3 separate regions of the Homo sapiens genome follow, and all the other regions are linked to region 3. The links are chromatin loops, found by intact Hi-C in ENCODE. Cell type or tissue: PC-3. All regions are shown on one strand. Links, peaks and the distances in the headings refer to the core of each region. The heading gives the core; the rest is flanking DNA. Region 1 holds the start of LOC124900942 (a long non-coding RNA gene). Region 2 overlaps LOC105374660 (a long non-coding RNA gene). Region 3 overlaps LOC105374660 (a long non-coding RNA gene).

Evidence for each region. Peaks named below come from ENCODE experiments on the same cell type or tissue, not always from the same donor. Only the 100,000 strongest peaks of a DNase experiment are listed, where the experiment ranks them.
Region 1: it touches region 3 in a loop (8-fold over the local background); 1 of 110 quality-filtered maps calls a loop at or near these places.
Region 2: it touches region 3 in a loop (5-fold over the local background); 1 of 110 quality-filtered maps calls a loop at or near these places.

The regions. Positions count from the first base shown.
Region 1 is chr5:13,603,643-13,610,212 of GRCh38, reverse strand. LOC124900942 (a long non-coding RNA gene) reads right to left here and starts at 5,031. Exons shown (of 2, transcript XR_007058697.1): 1 at 4,894-5,031; 2 at 2,462-3,468. In PC-3, for the core only: no CTCF peak of the experiment used is centred there; a DNase peak (open chromatin) is centred at 3,952; H3K27ac peaks cover 1,644 bases.
Region 2 is chr5:13,564,411-13,570,980 of GRCh38, reverse strand. The region is part of intron 3 of LOC105374660 (a long non-coding RNA gene); the gene reads left to right. Among named protein-coding and RNA genes, the nearest start is that of DNAH5-AS1, 290 kb to the left of the region's middle. RefSeq lists an enhancer at 2,578-3,777. In PC-3, for the core only: no CTCF peak of the experiment used is centred there; DNase peaks (open chromatin) are centred at 2,950 and 3,920; H3K4me3 peaks cover 323 bases; H3K27ac peaks cover 3,164 bases.
Region 3 is chr5:13,495,073-13,501,642 of GRCh38, reverse strand. All of the region lies in intron 4 of LOC105374660 (a long non-coding RNA gene), which reads left to right. Among named protein-coding and RNA genes, the nearest start is that of DNAH5-AS1, 360 kb to the left of the region's middle. In PC-3, for the core only: no CTCF peak of the experiment used is centred there; a DNase peak (open chromatin) is centred at 3,152; H3K27ac peaks cover 2,339 bases.

The DNA.
Region 1 (6,570 bases), core at 999-5,998, 110 kb before region 3:
GGTCTCTATTTTTAATATCCACGAAAGCTATACATTTTCTCAGACGATTCTTAGAATCAAAGGAAAGAGCATATTCTGGCCCACTAGGGTCTTAGAAATTGTCACCTTCTCCTTGGGTGGCTATTGGGGTGACAGTAAACAAGCAACAGATCTTCAACAAAAGCCATTAATAGATGCTGAAGCACTCAAGTACCCCTCCTCACATCCCTCCACCTCCTCACCTGGTGCAGAAACACAGAGACTCAGATGAAGTGAAGCTGTTCTTTCCGAAACGTAGCGACCGATGCCTTCTTACCTCTTGTTAACCCATGAGCTGTGTGAACAATGGGCAAGTAGTTCTCTTTTGAGATTGTAGCTGTGTTGGGTGCAGAAATATGGGTAATATCCACATTAGAATTTTCAGGAGTTACAGAACTGTTGTCCATTTCACTGGATAGAGGAGGATTCTCTGGAGTCGTCAGTGAGGCCGAATTTCCATTCATGATTTCAGGGGACATAGTTGACATTTTTGCCATCATGCTGTGCTGGGCAGAGCCTTGTCACCATGGATCAAAAAAAGATAACAGAGGCTCCTCTGTATCAGAATCTGGAATGACATTGGTCTGGAGGCCTTATTTAGAGTGGCCCCTGCCTCAGTTCTCAGCAGAGACTTATTTCTGTAGTACAAATACCCGGGAACTTAGGCAGGCCGGACAGGTCATGTTCTGTGTGTGAAACGTGTCTGGGTGGTTTTAGTCCAGTATTAAAAACTTAATTTCATCAGCAGTTTGTCAGAATTGACTTTGTTAGGAAAGCACATTTTGGGTGATTACTAATACAGCAAGTATATCTGTCGTTCTCTTTCTCAAATTAAAAAATTTGTTGATATAATACAAGTACAAAGATTCACAAGTCAAGTAGTACTGGAGGGGATTTAATAATAAACAGTTATCTCCTGTTTCACCCTTTCTCACCCCTCAGTTCCACTCCAAAAAGCCAACTATTTCCAAATTAGTAGTGCTTTATTCACCCTGGTATTTATTTCTGTATTTCTAAAGAAATTGCATATGCTTGCTGTTTCTTGATTTATCCACTTTAGTCATTATCTATTGTCTTTTTATTATAGAAGATAAAAATGTGGGAGGTACTTTTTTGAGATCTCACATATTAAAAATGTGTTTTCTAGTATCTCAGTATTAATTTAGGAGTTAAACTTTTGTGCTGGATGTCATCTTTGTTTAGAATTTTTAGGTCTCCTGTTCCAGGTTTCATTCTGATTTCATTTTTTTTTTTTTCCTGCAACTATTCTCCCACCTCTCTAACCCTCAGAACCTTGTAGGATCTTTTCTTTATCCTTGGTTTTATGGACCTTATAGGAATGAGTCTTGGTGAGTCCTTTTTCTTTTATTTGGCTGGAATTTGCTGTGCTGTTTCAACTGGAAAACTTAATTTTATAATTCATTTGATACTTTCTTCTCCTCTATTTCCTCTGTTCTTTTAGTCAGGTATTATAACTTGGGGAGGTAACTTAGATATTGATTCTATGTTTAAAGTTTCTAAGTTTCTTTTCTTTATTTTAAAAATAATTTTATGGGTCCATAGTAAGTGCATATATTTATGGGGTACAATAAATATTTTGATACAGTCATACAATGAGTAAAATGCACTCCAGGTAAATGAGGTACCTATCGCCTCAAGCATTCATCCTTCCCTTGTGTTACACACAATCCAATTATACTCTTTTAGTTATTTTAAACTGTGTCCTGAATTATTGTTGACTGTAGTCACCCTGTTGTGCTACCAAATACTAGATCTTACGTATTCTATCTAACTATATTTTTGTACTCATTAACCATTCCCACTGCACCTCAGCCCCAACTACCCTTCCTAGCCTCTGGTAACCATCCTTCTATTCTCTATCTCCATGAGTTCAATTCTTTTAGTTTTTAAGTCCCACAATTGGATGAGAACCTGTGAAGGTTGTCTTTCTGTGTCTGACTTATTTCACTTAACGTAATGATCTCCAGTTTCATCCACACTGGTAAATGACAGGCTCTCATTCTTTTCTGTGGCTGAATAGTTCTCCATTGTGTATACATAACACATTTTCTTTATCCCTTCATCTGTTGATGGACACCTAGATTGCTTCCAAATCTTGGCTATTGTAAATAGTGCTGCAATGAAATTATGGGAGTGCAGATATCTCCTCAGTATGCTGATTTCCTCTCTTTTGGGAATATCCCTAGCAGTGGGATTGCTGGATCATATGGGAATTCTATTTTTAGTCTTTTGAGGACCTCCATACAGTTTTTCACAGTGGTTGTATTAAGTTACATTCCCACCAACAGGGTGCCATTTTCTCCACATCCTTGGCAGCATTCATGATTGCCTGTCTTTTGGATAAAAGCGATTTTATCCAAAATGGGTGAGATGATATCTCATTGTAGTTTTGATTTGCTCATATAAATGGAGTCATACAGTATTTGTTTTTCTGTGACTGGTTTATTTAGTTAGTTTCACGCCCTCCAGGTTCATCCATATTGTCATATGTTGCAGGATTTCCTTCTTTCTAAAGGCTGAATAATATTCCATTGTTTGCATATACCACATTTTCTTTATTCATCTGTCAATAGGTTGGCTTCACATCTTGTCTATTGTGAACAGTATCACAGTGAACATGGGAGTGCTAATATCTCTTTAAGATCCTGATTTACATTCCTTTGGAGAAATATCAGAAGTGTGATTGCTGTATCCTATGGTAGTTCTAGTTTCAATTTTTTGAGGAATCTCTACACTGTTTAATACAGTGGCTGCATCATTTTGCACCCACACTAACAGTGTACAAAGGTTTTAGTTTCTCTATATCCATATCAACACTTGTTGTTTTGGTTCCATTGATAATAGGCATCCTGACAGGTATGATGTAATATCTTATTGTGATTTCAATTTGTGTTTCCCTGATGATTAGTGACATTGACCATTTAAAAATATATATGTTTACCCATTAATCATATGTACGTTTTCTTTGGAGAAATGTCCATTCAACTTCTTAACCCATTTTTAAATTGAATTATTTGTTATTTCTTTAACTACTGAGTTGTAGGAGTCATAGATTCTTGAACTTAATGAAATTTGTTATTTGATCTTTTTATGTTTGGCAATTCCCATTAAGCAAATCACTTGGCTGAGGTTGTACCTTGGAATAGAACCAAGTAGTTTCAGTTCTAAGTAGCCTTTGAAAACAATATGCTTTTACCTGAAAGTGGTCTGTAAAGATTGTATGGGCCCTTGATAACATGGGTTGGCTACTTACAGAAAAGCAGATGCTTTGGGTGAGATATGCACCTGCCCAGCCTTGTGTTATGTGGCCTTAATATTTTCAGTGTTAAAATCAGTTCTAGGCCAGCAGACATTTCTTCTATCCAAGGATTTTATGCACAGAGAAGCTGCATGGAGGAGTAGAATTCTGGAGGTAACATGATGATTTACCTGTGGAAAAGCGATGCCATATTTCACAAAGGCACCATTCATGGGTAAGAGCTGTAATTTACAGTTTGCAAGCCATTCTTTTTTTTTTTTTTTTTTTGTGGTCTTGCTTTTTCACTCAGGCTGGAGCTCAGTGGCCCAATCATGGCTCACTGCAGCCTCGACCTCTCCAAGTTCAAGCGATCCTCCCACATCAGCCTCCCAAGTAAGCTGACAGGCACATGCTACTGTGTATGGCTAATTTTAATTTTTTAATTTTTTTTGTAGATATTGCTGGGGGGAGGGGTCTCATTATGTTGCCTAGGCTGGTCTTGAACTCCTGGCCTCAACAATTCTCTTGCCTTGGCCTCCAAAGTGCTGGGATTATAGGTGTGCTGTTGGCTTCTTTATTGGTCACCTTTTTACTCAGTTTAATATTATGAATGGTAATGGAATTTAATTAGCCTTAAGTTGTTTGCTTAAGTCACTGCTTCAGTAGAGGAGTCTGGGATGAGTCATTGTAGATATTTCAGGATATAGGTAGGCAGTATTTGTTTCCTGGTCTTTATCATAATCACAAGCCCTTGAAAGAGACTCCTATAATGCACCCATAGGATAAAAATGTAGTGCATAGGTAATCTTAGCGATCAGCACTTTAGACTTATTTATTAGTGCCTCATGTGTGAGAGGAACCATGCTGACTGCTGGGTTAAGCAGGTAATTAATTAAAATGTTATGTTATTTTTCTGCAGTTTGGTATTTATGGTATTTGTTGGGTTTCAAATTTATTTGTTGAAAATTTTTTTATTTTAAATATTCACGTTTGTGCCTAATTTTATATTCATAACTTCTGGTGTTCTTATTTGAAAGAAGTTTCTCCAAATTGAATTACCTAGAGGACCACACAACCTGGACAATCTGAACAACTACTGGCCTAACCCCTTTGGAATGCAGGTGACTTGGGAATAGGGACTTTGCCTACCGTATTTACTACTGTATTGTCAGTGCTTAGTGGAGCACATTGCTTTTCGCAGATTCTCAAACAAGAACATGATTGCTGTTCAGAATTTTTTGCAGCCAACATTGAGCATCTCCCAGAAACACAGCAGCCTCTGGGTGGATGTCCATAGTAGATTGTGTATACCTCATATTGAGTGAGGTGAATACCAGCAGCTTTCAAGAGTCAGTCAAAGGGAATACTGGGAAGCCTGCCTTTGTTTCCCTCCTTACTCTCATTCTTCTTTCCTCAAATACATAGCTTTCCAAAATGTAAGATTTCCTAGTTTTTATTTTTGTGGCTTTGCTCTCTCATTGGTAAGGTATGGATTCAAAATGGCAGTGGCTCATGCCTGTAATTCCAACACTTTGGGCAGCCAGGGCAGATGGATTGCTTGAACCTAGGAGTTTGAGACCAGCCTGGGCCACTCACAAAACATACAAAAAAATTACCTGGGTGTGGTGGCGCATGCCTAAAGTCCCAGCTACTCAGGAGGCTGAGATGGGAGGATTGCTTGAGTTCAGCAGGTCAAGGCTGCAGTGACCTGTGATTGCATCATTGCACTCCAGTCTGGGTGACAGAGTGAGACCCTGTGTCAAAAAAATAAAGAAAAAGAAACAGCATATAAAAGTACCACTGTCTAGGATTTCCAAGGAGATTAAATGGGATAAAGTCTGTGAAGCACTCAGTACAGCGATGGGGAAATCTTAGCTGCCATCATTCTGATCTTATTCCTAGAGCGCTTGTCTCCATAAAGTCATAGTTATTGATGATAATGGTACAAAGTGGGTTTTTATATTTCCACAAGCTCTAGAAAACCCCGATATGAGGTCAGTCACAGGTGGTGGGAAATTCATGTTTAGGTTCCACAGACACCAAGGTACATAATAACAGGCTTCTGCTTAAAGTCTCCAAGCTAGAATCAGTATCATGAATCTTCGGCAGCTGGCCCACCGATATGCGACTCTCTAGAATCTTCAAAAGCAATGCTTAACATTGCTAACATCCAAATTTCCTGGTGTATATTGAAATGAATGTTAGTACTTGAAAATAGGTTTAACACATGATCCAGCTTTCTTTTTACGTGGTCCCTGTTTTTGTCAGAATATATTACATTGAGCCAACAAAGGCAGACAATGTCATTGTCTTAGTCTGTTTTCATGCTGCTATAAAGAACTTCCCTGAGACTGAGTAATTTATAAAGGAAAGAGGCTTAATTGACTCACAGTTCTGCATGGCTAGGGAGGCCTCAGGAAACTTACAATTATGGCAGAAGGGGAAGCAGGCACCTTCCTCACAAGGTGACAGGAGAGAGAAGAGCAAAGAAGGAATTCCAAACACTTATAAAACCATCAGATCTCATGAGAACTCACTCACTATTGTGAGGACAGCATGGGGGAAACCTCCCCCATGATCCAGTCACCTCCCTCACTCAACGCATAGGGATTACAGGTCCCTCCTTCGACATATGGGGATTATAATTTGAGATGAGATTTGGGTGGTGACACACAGCTAAACCATATCAGCAGATCCTTCATAAATATTTATTGAGTCCAAAACCAGAGAGCTAAATGCACCCAAAATTCCTACAACAAAACATGACAGAACCTAAAATAGGATAGAAACACTAATATCAAGTCCTGGAGTTTCCTGGTATTAACAACAAAATAGCCCAAATTTTCTTCTAACTTGAACCACTTGAGAATTGACCTTTAAGACTATGATATAAAATTTAAATGAGATAAACACTGCCATGAAGACAAAGTCACGGAAACGCAGTGATTTGCTAGGAATTAAAGAACTGCAGCTTTGGTGCTACAGGTCTATTCTGTTTTTGTTTTTGTTTCTGTTTTTTCCAGGGAGATATTGAACATCAAACAATGTATCATTCCAGAATGTTGTTTTTACATTTTTTTGGTGTGAAAATTTGACACAAACATGTATTGATTCTGGCTCTAGTGTGTAATAATTACATGGAGAAAAACTGGCCCTCTGAATTTTGCTTTTAATTAAATAAAATTTAATCCCGTATTACTGGTGATATGCTGAAGCAGGAGGATACTTTGCAAACTTAATGTGAAATTTATTAAGTCTACAAAAGTTGATTGTACACTTAGCTAATGCCAGAT
Region 2 (6,570 bases), core at 1,115-6,114, 69 kb before region 3:
CCTTGGAATTTGGAATTGGCTTTCAATAACTCCACTGAAACATTTCTGATGATGGACGTCTTCCTGAGGGCTATATTCAGGAGGTTTTTTTCCTTAACCTGTCTTTAGCTTTTGACTCTAATGACTACCTCTCCATTAAAGCCCTGCTTTCTTCCTGGGTTTTCACTTTTCTGAGAATTCTTGTTATCTCAAAGAGAAAGAACATTTTCTCCCTTTCTTAGTCATTTTCTACTGTTACCTACTTTGTAACATTAATCTTGTGACTGCTAGGGGTTCAATAATTACCTCCATGCAGATGATTTTGCTATTTTAATGAATTCTAAGGCCCATTTTCTAATTCACTGATGTTTATCTTCACCTCATATTGGCAAGAGTGCTTAAAGATCGACATGATTGATCAGCCTATTTATCCCTTCAAATACACTCCTTCTGAATTCTGGTTTCTATTATTGACCAAACTTTCCTTCCAGCTCTCAAGCCCCTCTTTCTATTCACATTAATTCAGTTCCTACTGATCTACCTCATCCATGACTCTTGAAACAAGCTTTCTATACTCATTCCCACTACAACTACCCTAGTTCAGCCCTGAGTTGTCTGTAGCTTAGATTTTTCAATAGCTGCTTATTTTGTCTCCCTCCCTCAGTGCCTTCCAACTTCAATTTCACCCACATACACGAGATGAATCCCCCTAAAGCAAAACTCTGCTTGTGCTATAACTCGATGTTAAAGTTGAAATTTCAGCAATATACTAGACTAGAAACAGATTTTCAAAGGAGATATCTGAGAGTCAGCTTCATAAATCTGATATTCCCCACCCATAAGGAATGTTTTGGTGAGTTGGGAGATTGAAGTTGGGAGATGATTTTGAGGATATTATTGGAAAGAGCTGTGCTGTGAGCCCTACCCACTGGCAATCAGCGGAGATGGGTGGATCTTCAAGACTAAACAGGGGTGCTTCAATGGGGGGAACTACATGTTCCCTGAAGTTGAAGGATACTTCAGGATGATCCCTAGCTCCTGCAAGAGGAAGCTGAGGCAGTGTTTTGCAACCTAGTAAAGGGCTACACCAAGGATGCCAATGCACAGCCCCTTCAGCAGGAACATGAGTCTGGGATGATTTGAAAGGGGATTCCGCTCCAGAGAGCAGATGTTGGAGTGGAGGGACCCAAGTAAAGTTGTGTGAAGAACACTGCTAGGGATAAAAGCTGACTGGGGATGAGGAGAGGCTGGTTGAAGGCAAGATCCAGGTTCTGTCAAGGTTGTTGCAGGCAGTCGGGAGTGGGTGGGGGCACAGGAGACTCTGAAGAAAGTATGTGAGAAGTCAACTTCAAGTAGTTTCTAGGTCCAGAAATTACGAAACCTTCTCACAACAGTATTAGACAGGATGAGTTTTTCCAACCACCATGTTCTTCCTTCCCACTGCTACCCGCTTCAATCCTGGTGGACAAGAAATACCAGCTGGCAAGTGAGACAGCTGTTCATCATGAGGTAGAAATAAAAGGTCAGTTGCATGCTGCCTGCAGGCACCCAGTAGCCCATCTGCTGCTGAAAGAAGGGCAAGGCATTACATCTGAATGAGGGTTGAAGGATTGACCAGTGTATTAAATCTGATAAACTTAATCACTGAATTAAGATTATATCTGGGACAAAGTAACCATTTCTATCAATTAAGATTGACCAAAAATGAGACTCAGCATTTTTTTTCCAGAGAAGGAGGATAGTCTTACTGAGCAGATTTAAAGAGATAGTGAGAGACTCCTTAAAAAAGTTGATTTCATGATGACATGCTATATAGGTCTTGCTTGTATGGTGAACTGGACAAAATCACTGATGTTTTTTCAGGGTCTCCTGAAATAGAGCAGACTTTGCATGGTGACTTTTAGGGCAATCTCTTTCTCTAGCCTCATTTTTTCACTTATTTCATGCCTATCCTGGTGTGTGGTGACTGAAAGAGCAAAGATTTGAATAGCATGTTTGCTACTTACTAACCAGGCATTTTTGGACAGACTCTATAGTCTCCAGAGCCTTTATTTCCTTATCAGAGGTCCCAGTTCATCTCGTGTTGCTAAAACAAAATATCTCAGGCTGGGTAGTTTATAAAAAACATAGGCTTATTTGCTTATAATTCTGTTGGATGCAAAGTCCAAGATTGGGCAGCTGCATCTGGTGAGGGCCTCATGCTGTTTCAACTCATGGCAGAATGTGAAAGGGGAGCAGGCATGTGCACAGAGATCACATGGAGAGAGAGGAAGCAGAAGAGAGAAACCAAGGAATCCAGACTCTTTGTAACACCTTGCTCTCATAGGAACTAATCCAGTCCTGTAAGAGTAAGAACTCTCCCATAAGAAGGATTTATGAAGGATCCATCCATTCCATGACCCAAACACCTTCCACTGGGTCCTACCTCCCAACACTGCCATACAGGTGATCAAATTTCAACATGAGTTTTGGCAGGGATAAACCACATCCAAACCATAGCATCAGTAGAATTGACTAATTGTGTACTATGTAAGTTTATTGTGAGGATTTAATGGGAAAATGTATCTAAAATACTTAACATCATGTATTAGTTATCTATTGCTGTGTAGCAAATTACCTCAAAATTTAGCAGCTTAAAAGAACACCCATTTATTACCTCAGAGTTTCTTTGAGTCAGAAACCCAGAGCAGGACAGCTGGGTGTTTCTAGCTCAGAGTGTCTCACAGGGTTGCAATCCAGGTATCTGCTGGAGCTTCTATCATCTTGAGGTTGGACTCATAAAGGCTCCATTTCCAAGCTCCCTTCTGTGACTGCTGCAAGGCCTCAGGTCCTGGCTGGAGATTGGCTGACACTGGAGACATCAGTTCCTTTACATAAGGCCCTTCCATGAGACAGCCCACAATGTGTCACCTGGTTTCTCTCAGAGTGATTGAGGGAGAGAGTGATCAAAGCAGATGTCACAGTATCTTTTAAATCTAATCTTGGAAGAGATCTTTCACCACATCTATGTTATTCATTCTGAGTAAGTAATTATGTCATTATATTCAGCCAAAAAGCATGAGAAGAATGCACAGGGCATGAATATCCAGAGGCAAGGATCATTGTAGGCCATGCTGGAGGCTGCCTGCTATACACAGGGTCTACAATAGATGCTATTTCCTGCTTTACATATCCTCACTCAGACTTCTGTATACCTTTCTCTCATTTCTCCAGTTGAAGGCGTTCTCTAATTCTTCTGAGTTCATGGAACATGTTGTTTATTTTTCTTATCACTTTCTTCCTTATATTTATTTGTTCATTAAATGATGACACTCTACTATGATGAGGATACAGAGATGAGATATTTTTCCTGTCCCCAAAAAGGGCCACCAAGTTGCTCAACTCCAAGGGAACTGGCCATATTGTATACAATATGCCTTTAATTGGGTCAAAGAGGTGCTTTTTTTCCCAAGGAGCCCATTGTTTAGCAAGAATAGCAGATTTGAAAATTAGTAGTCATAATAGTACAGTGAAAATCCAGAAAACTATCTGGTGAATCTGAGAATAACTTCATGGAAGAAAAGAATATGTGAGCTAGCATGGAAAAATGAAAAGGAGTTTTCCAGGCAGAGAAAGAAACAAAGTACATTGTAGACTTCAAAGAGTAAGCAGTTTCTGCCATCCCAATTCTCTGTCCCATTCTCCCTGTTCCATGAGGGCAACTGGCAAACTAGAGCTCACAGGCCAAATCAGGCCTGATGTAAATACAGTTTTATTGCAATACAGCCACATCCATTGTTTTACATATTTTCTCTAGCTGCTTTTATGATGCAACAGAGTTGAGCAATTGTGACAGATTTTTTTTTTTATGGCCCGCAAAGCCTGAAATATTTTCTGTCTGTCCCTTTAGCAAAGACCGTTGCTGACCTCTGCTCTCTGATATAGTGAGAGCACGTGGTACAGAAGTAGGTGCTCAGGTATTTGCTAAACTAAAGAGCTGAATAATCACCAGTTGGCTGTGATTCCTTTGCAGCTGAGTAACAAATGAATCAGCATTTAGTCAACAGCTTAGATGATTTCTTACCAGTGATTCTCAACAAATGTTCTAACTGACACATGGCTGTCCATAGTAATGAGAGTCTTTTAAAGCAAGAAATAAACAGCAATTGTGCTAGTCTCTAGATCTGAGAGAAAATGATGTAGTTTTTCTAGCTTAGGATATGTCATTTAGATGCATTTTTAATGAATATTTTTTCTTCCAAAAAATCAGCCATGCAAGTCAAGGAAAGATATGACAGATATAACAACAGAACTTGTGTAAAGAAAGGATGTTATAAGCCTAATAATAGCATGAAATAGGAGAATTTTTCAGAATTTCCTCTCCACTGAGCTTGAGGAATATCTTTCATGTCATTGATTGTTATAAGAAAATCCAATGTCATCAACCACAAACTCAGCATCAAGTGGCTTACACAATTTTTGCAGTTGGGCATGTTCATATTGTTCATAAACATAAAGTGGTACCACAGGCACATTGACTTAACTTTAATGAACTACAAGAAATTTCAGATATTAAAATGAGGTAAGTAATAGAAATTTGTTGAAACATTTCTTTTAAAAAACTTAGATACCCACTGAATAAACCATAGTGTCATAAATATTTGTATCAAAATAGAGTGGTGATTAAAATTTCAGCTTTTTTGTCTAGTCCCTTAAAATGGAACACAAGAATTATTAGAATGATAAATGAACTGAAATGTTTCAGAAAAACCAAATTTCTTTATTCCTTTTTTTTTTTTTTTTTGAGATGGATTCTTGCTCTGTCATCCAGGCTGGAGTGCGGTGGCATGATCTTGGCTCACTGCAACCTCTGCCTTCCAGGTTCAAGTGATTCTCCTGCCTCAGTCTCCTGAGTAGCTAGGATTACAAACACATGCCACCATGCCTGGATAATTTTTGTATTATTATTTTTTTTTTAGTAGAGATGTGGTTTCACATGTTGGCCATGCTTGTTTGAACTCCTGGCCTCAAGTGACCTGCCCCTCCCAGTCTTCCAAAGTGCTGGGATTACAGGCATGAGCCACCGTGCCTGGCCAAGTTTCTGTATTCTATATTAACTTTTTGTATATTCCATTTTAATTTATAGTTTGATAACTAAAATTTGTTGATTTACTGTTCCTGGTTTAACTAAGAATGCAAGTAGTGCCCTAAGTTTCAACACAAAGGCATATTCACTTCCTTGAGCTCTAGGAAACATCTCTGGAATGGTAGTACCTCAGAAGCCAGTCCTAAGAAATGCACCTTCTCCTCAATCATAGGCACCAAAGACAAAAATAGACCCCATTGTAGAGATGAGTGTTGGGGTTTGATGGTGAATAGTGGGGGTAGATAAAACACCTGAGTTGGAACCAATTGAAAAGAATAGTGTATTAGTCCATTTTCATGCTGCTGATAAAGACATATATGAAACTGCGCAATTTAAAAAAGAAAGAGGTTTAATTGGACTTATAATTCCATGTGGCTGAGGAAGCCTCACAACCATAGAGGAAGGCAAGGAGGAACGAGTCTTCTCTTACATGGATGGCAGCAGGCAAAGAGAGAGAACTTGTGCAGGGAAACTCCTCTTTTTAAAACCATTAGATCTTATGAGACTTATTCACTATCACCAGAACAGCGCGGGAAAGACTTGCCACCATGATTCAATTACCTCCCACCAGGTCCCTCCCACAATACGTGGGAATTCAAGATGAGATTTGGGTGGGGACACAGCCAAACTATATCAAATAGCATAAGATGGAGAGTAAAATATATTTTTTTATCAATTTTAGTGCTATTTTAAAAAATAAACTTTTAATTTTAGACCAATTTTGGTTTTACATAAAAATTTTAAAGGGTTTATAGAGTTCTCATATACCCTACACCCAGTTTCTCTTATTCTTAATATGTTATATTAGTTTGGTAAATTTTTCTTATTAATGAACCAATATTGATATGTTACTACCAATTGAAGTCCTACTTTATTCTGATTTTCTTAATGTTTCCCCTAATATCCATTTTCCATACCAGAATCCCACCCAATATAAGTTACACTTAGTTATCCTGTCTCCTTAAGTTTTTCTTGGCTGAGAAAGTTTCTGAGACTTTACCTGCTCTTGATAACTGTATTAGTCCATCTTCATACTGCTATAAACAACTACCTGGGACTAGGTAACCTATAAAGGAAAGAGGTTTAATTGAGTCACAGCTCAGCAAGGCTGGGGAGGTTTCAGGAAACATGCAATCATGGCAGAAGGCAAAGGGGAAGCAAGGCACCTGCTTCACAAGGCGGCAGGAAGGAGAAGTGCCAAGTGAAGGGGCAAGAGATCCTTATAAAACCATCACATCTTGTAAGAACACACTCACTTGCAAGAGAACAGCATGGGAAACCACCCCTATGATTCAATTACTTCCACCTTGTCTCTCCCTTGACACATGGAGATTATGGGGATTACAATTCTAGATGAGGTTTGAGTGGGGACACAAAGCCTAACCATAACAATAACCTTGAAAGTTTTGAGTTTGGGCTAGTTATGTTGCAGAATGTTCCACTATTCTACTTATTATAATCTACAT
Region 3 (6,570 bases), core at 474-5,473:
AGCCTGGCCAACATGGTGAAACCTCGTCTCTACTAAAAATACAAACAAAATAGCCTGGCGTGGTGGCACGTGCCTGTAGTCCCAGCTACTCCAGAGGCTGAAGCAGGAGAATCACTTGAATCTGGGAGGCAGAGGTTGCAGTGAGCAGAGATGGCGCCATTGCACTCCAGCATGGGCAACGAGAGTGAAACTCCATCTCAGAAAAAAAAAAAAAAAAAAAAGCCCAAAGTCTTGTCTAAATAAGATACAGATAAGACTCAAGGCATGATTCATCCTGAGGCAAATTTCCTCCAGCTGTGAGCTTATGAAATCAAAACAAGTTATCTACTTGCAAAATACAATGATGGGATAGGCATAGGATAGACATTATCAATCCAAAAAGGAAAAGGAGGCAAGAAAGGAGGGATAACTGGTCCCAGTTAAGTCCAAAACCCAATGGGGTGACCAACATTACATTTTAAGGCTCTAAAATAATGTCTGTGACTCCATGTCTCACATCCTGGGCATAGCTGGTGGGGGTCCGCCCCCAAGGACTTCAGCAGCCCTGTCCCTGTGGCTTTGCTGGACTCCTCCCACCCAGCAGCTCTCACAGGTTTGTGTCTCGTGCCTGCATCTCTTCCAGGCTGGCACTGTATGCTGCTAGCCTAACAGCTCTGGAGTCTCTGAGGTAGCCTTATTCCCACAACTCCACTAGGCAGTGCCCTAGTGGGGATTCTCTATGTTGACTCTGACCCTGTATTTCTGCTTGGCATTGCTCTAGCAGGGGCTCTCTGCAGTGGCTCTATCTCTGCCACAAGTCTCTGCCTAAACCCCCAGGCTGTCTACAATGTCCTTTGCAATGTAGATGGAGACAGCCATGCCCCTACAGCTCTTGCATTCTGTGCGTCTGTAGAATTAGCACCACATAGATGCTTCCAAGTCTTACTGCTTATACCTTCCAAGTGGTGGGTCAAGCCACACATGTGCATACTTGGGCCATGGCTAGAGTAGCTGAAGAATGTGCACTGAAATGTTGGAAGCAGCCTTGAAGTGGCCCTGGGCAGTGAGTCCATGGAGGGTATCCTGGATTCTTCTCCCAAAACCAGCCTGCCCTGCTAGAGCTCTGGGCCTGTGATGGGAGGTATAGCCTTGAAGATCTTTGAAACGACTTAGAGGTCTTCCTTTTATTGTCTTAATGAATAGCACCTGTCTGCCTTCTATCAATACTAGTCTCTTTGGCAAATGGTGGCTTGACCACACCCTTAGTTTGCTCTCCTAAATGTGCCTTTTCACTCTTTAAATAGCTAGGCTGTGGATTTTCCAAATTGTTTTGTTCCATCTTTAAGCCATTTCCTTCTAGTCACATTTTATTGTATGTGGATAAAAGTAGCCACTGTACTTTGCTGCATACATATTTCTTCTACCAGAAATCCTAATTCATCACTCTTAAGTTCTGCATTTCATGAAGTCCTTGGGCATGGACACAATTCACCCAGGTTTTTGTGCAATTGTATAATGAGGATGGCCTTTATTTCAGCTTTCAATATCTTCTTCCTCATCAGAATGGCCTTTTCTGTACATATTGCTACCAAAATTCTGACCATGCCACTTAAGTAATCTCTAAGAAGTTCAGACTCTTCCTACACCTCTCTCCTCTTCTGAGCCCTCATCTGAATCACCCTTAATGCTCCATTTATAACAATATAGGCTTTTTCTAGTCTGCTCCTGCAAACTCTTCCAGCCTCTGTTCCGAAGGTCTTTCCACATTTTCAGGTGTCTGTTACTGTAATAATCCCAACACTCAGTACTAGTTTTCTCTTAGTCTGTTCTCCTAGTCTGCTGATATAACAGAATACCACAAACTAGGTAATTTATAAACAATAGAGATTTATTTGGCTCATAGTTTTGGAGGATGAAAAGTCCAAGAACACGGTGCTGTCACCTGCTTGGCACCTGCTTGCTGTGTCCTAACATGGCCAAAGGGCAAGGGTGCGGGATACGGTTTGGCTCTGTGTCCCCACCCAAATCTCACCTTGAATTATAATTCCCATAATCCCCAAGTGTCAATGGTAGGACCAGGTGGAGGTAATTGAATCATGGGTGCAGCTTCCCCCATGCTGTTCTCCTGATAATGAGTTAGTCTCACAAGATCTGATGATTTTATAAGCGTCTGACATTTCCTCTGCTCGCACTCACTCTGTCCTGCTGCCCTGTGAAGAATGTGCCTGCTTCTTTTTTGTCTTCCATCATGATTGTAAGTTTCCTGAGGCCTCCCAGTCATGCTGAACTGTGAGTCAATTAAACCTCTTTACTTTATAATTTATCCAGTTTGGGGTGTTTCTTCATAGCAGTGTTAGAACAGACCAATACAGTGCATGAGGGCAAAAGAGAATCTACTCCCCAAAGCCTCCCTTTTAGAGGAATTAAACCTACCCATGGGCGGGGGGAGCCCTCATGGCCTAATCACCTCTTAAAGGCTCCACTGCCTAATACTGCAACAATGGCAATTAAATTTCAACATGAGATTTAGAGGGGACATTAAAATCATAGCATTTGGTAAATCCTCTAGAGTTAAGACAGCCATTTGGCTAGAGTACACAGGAACTTGAGTGTGGTGGCGGATACTGACAAGGGGTGGATGCAGAAAAGAATAATTTACCATTATGCTTGCTAACTCCATTTAAGAAAGCAGGAAAGGGTAAACCATATTTTAGAACTTTCTCACGACCATTTATTTGGTTATTAAATAAGATTCAGCTAAATGAAAAATCCATGACAGATCATATGTAAGGTCACAAAACAAGTTTTAACAAATTTAAGAAGATGTAAATAATATCAAATATCTTTTTCTGAATGCAATGGTATAAACCTAGAGATCAGTAATAAAAGAAATTTCAGAAAATACATAATTATGTAGAAATTAAACAACAGGTTCTCAAAGAATCAATGGGCCTGTTATCAAAAATATCATGAGATCTACAGAGGAGGCAAAGAGAAACTTTATTTTTCAATAAAATATGATTCACAAATCTGGATAACTTGACCTGGGAGAAACCAAGAGTATATGCTCCACCAAAAATGGGGGAAAATCTGAACTTTATGCCTTGCAAGATTTGCTTAGTACACATAGTCAGCTAGGAGTGGGGAGTTTAGGAATATTTATAAAGGTGAGCAAATATTTGCATAGTGAGAAAACATTTAGGAAACATACATAAAAGCCATGTTCACTTTGGGGTGGAGTTTTAACAATAAAATAGGTGGAATTTGGCTTTTACCTCAGGAGGTCTTTTGCAGGACATAAGAAAAGTCTATGTGCAGACTTTGGCTGCTGGCCAAAACTTTCTGTGGTGTTTTTGCAGGAGAAAGTTACTAAAATCAGTTTCTTGTCCAATCAAGGCTGTAGTTATAACTTGTGAAATTGAATGGGATTGGTCAGTCGTATCTGGTGATCAATGAGTGGCAATTATTTTGTACTGTTTATCTTGAGGCCATTGCTTGCTTAGCTGCTAGAGAAAAAGAAAAAGTCTTATGGCAGTTAGAACACAGTTTATTCTTTAAATGTAAGGGTTTGTAACAACCTTTGCTTGGCATAGCCTTAGGTCTTATTTACAATTTGTTATCTTATGACCACAAAGAGTCCATTCCATCAGACTTATTATCTTTATTTTAACAAGTCAAAGACAAAAATCAAAGGTAGATTAAAAGTATCTTTAGATAAATGAAAATGGAAACATAACATAACAAAACTTATGGGACCCAGCAAAAGCATTTCTAAGAGGGAAGCTTATAGCAATGAACCCCTACATCAAAACAGAAGAAAAATACCAAATAAACAATCTAGTACTATATCTCAATGAACTAGAAGAGGAATAACAAACTAAGTCCAAAATTAATAGAAGGAAATAATAAAGATTGGAGCAGAAATAAATGTAATAGAGACTAGAAAATCAATAGAAAAGATCAACACAAGTAAAAGCTGGTTTTTTTTGAGAGAAACACAATGAACAAATCCTCAGCTAGATTAAGAAGAAAGGGAAGACTCAAATAAATAAAATCAGAAATAAAAGAGGAAACATTATAACTGATACCATGGAAGCACAAAAGATCACGAGGCTACTATGAACAGTTATACACTAATACATTGTATAACCTAGAAGGAATAGAGATACCTTTTTAGACACATGCTACTTAACAAGACTAAATCATAAATAAATAGACATCTGAACAGACTAATAATGAGTAAGGAGACAGAATTAATAATAAAATGTCTTCCAAAAAAATTAGCCAGGCGCCATAGTGGGCGCCTGTAGTCCCAGCTACTCGGAGGCTGAGGCAGGAATGGCGCGAACCCAGGAGGCGGAGCTTGCAGTGAGCCAAGATCGCGCCACTGCACTCCAACCTGGGCGACAGAGCGAGACTCCGTCTCAAAAAAATAAAATAAAATAAAATAAAATAATAAAATAATAAAATAATAGAAGGTCTTCCGTCAAAGAAAAAGCCCAGGGCTTGATAGGTTCACTGCTGAATTATCCCAAATACTTAAAGAAAGCAATTCTTCTCAAACTCTTCCAAAAAACTGAAGAGAAGGAAATACTTCCAAACTTGTTTCAAGAGGACAACATTATCCTGATACCAAAGCCAGGCAAAGACAGCAAAAGAAACAAAAATTGCAGGCTGATATTCCTAATGAATATAGATACAAAAGTTATTTACAAAATACTAGCGAAGTGAGCTCAACAACACCTTAAAAAGATCATTTAAAATTATCAAGTGAAATTCATTCCTGGGATGCAAGGACAAGTTCAACATATGCAAATCAATAAATGTGATACACCACATTAACAAAATTAAGGACAAAACCATGTAATCATCTCACAGAGGCAGAAAAGGCATTTGACAAAACACAAGATCTTTCATGCTAAAAACTCTTAAGAAATTAGGTATGGAAGGAATTTAGCTCAGCACGATATAGGCCATATATGACAAGCCTGTAGCTAACATCGTACTCAACAGTAAAAAGTTGAAAGCTTTTCCTTTAAGATCAAAAACAAGATAAGGATGTCCACTTTTACCACTTCTATTTAACATAATACTGGAAGCCCTAGCTGAAGCAATTAGGTAAAAGAAGGAAATAAAAGGCATCTAAATTGGAAAGAAGAAAGTAAGTTGTTTTTCTGTTTGCAAATGACATACTCTTATAAATAGAAAACCATAAAGACTCCACAGGAAACTATTACAACTAATAAATGAATGCAGTAAAGTTGCAGGATTCAAAACCAACATAAAAATTTTTCATATTTCTCTACACAATGAGTTATCCATAAAGGAAATAAAGGAAACAATACCCTTCACAGTAGCTACAAAACAACAACAAAAACCAACAATCAACTTACAAATAAATTTAAGCAAGGAGTTGAAAAATTGTATACTGAAAACTATGAAATACTAATGAAAAAAGTTAAAGAGGACATAAATAAATGGAAAGATATCTTGTGTTCATGGATTGGAAGAATTGGTATTGTTAAAACACTTATACTACCCAAAGCAATCCACAGATTCAATGCAATTTCTATGAAAATTCCAATGACATTTTTCAGAAATAGAAACAATAATTCTAAAATTTGTATGAAACCGCATAAGACCCTGAATGACCAAAGCCATCATGAACAAAAAGTACAAAGCCAGAGGAATCATACTACCTGATTTCAACATCTACTACATAGCTATAGTAATTAAAACAGTGGCATAAAAACAGACACACAGTCCAATGGGATAGAGAATGGAGAGCTCAGAAAAAGGTCCACACATTTACAATCAATTGATCTTTGACAAAGTTACCAAGAACACACAATGGCAGAAAAAACAGTTTATTAAATTATGCTGGGAAAACTGGATATCCACATGCAGAAGAATGAGATTAAACCATTATTTCACTCTATGTGAAAAATCAACCCAAAGTAGATTGAAGACTTAAATATAAGACCCAATACTGTAAAATCACTAGAGGAAAACATAAGGAGAGAGTTCCAGGACATTGGTTTGGGCAATGATTTCTTGGCTAAGACCCCAAAAGCATAGGCAACAAAAGTGAAAATAGGCAAATAGGATTGCATTAAACTAAAAAGCTTCTGCACAGCAGAGAAAACAACAGCTTGCAAAGACAACCCATGGAATGGAAGAATATATTTGCAAGACATACATCTGATAAAGAGTTAATATCTAAAATATATGAGGGACTCAAACAACTCAAAATCCGCAGGGGCAGAATGATATGGTTTGGCTGTGTCCCCATTCAAATCTCAACTTGAATTGTACCAGAATTCCCATGTGTTGTGGGAGGTACCCAAGGGCAGGTAATTAAACCAGGGGGGCCAGTCTTGCTTGTACTATTCTCATGATAGTGACTAAGTCTTATGAGATCTGATGGGTTTATCAGGGGTTTCTGCTTTTACTTCTTCCTTATTTTCTCTTGCTGCCGCAATGCGATTTAAAAAGTGCCTTTCCCCTCCCACCATGATTCTGAGACTTCCCCAGCCATGTGGAGCTGTAAGTCCAATGAAACCTCTTTGTCTTCCCAGTCTTGGGTGTGTC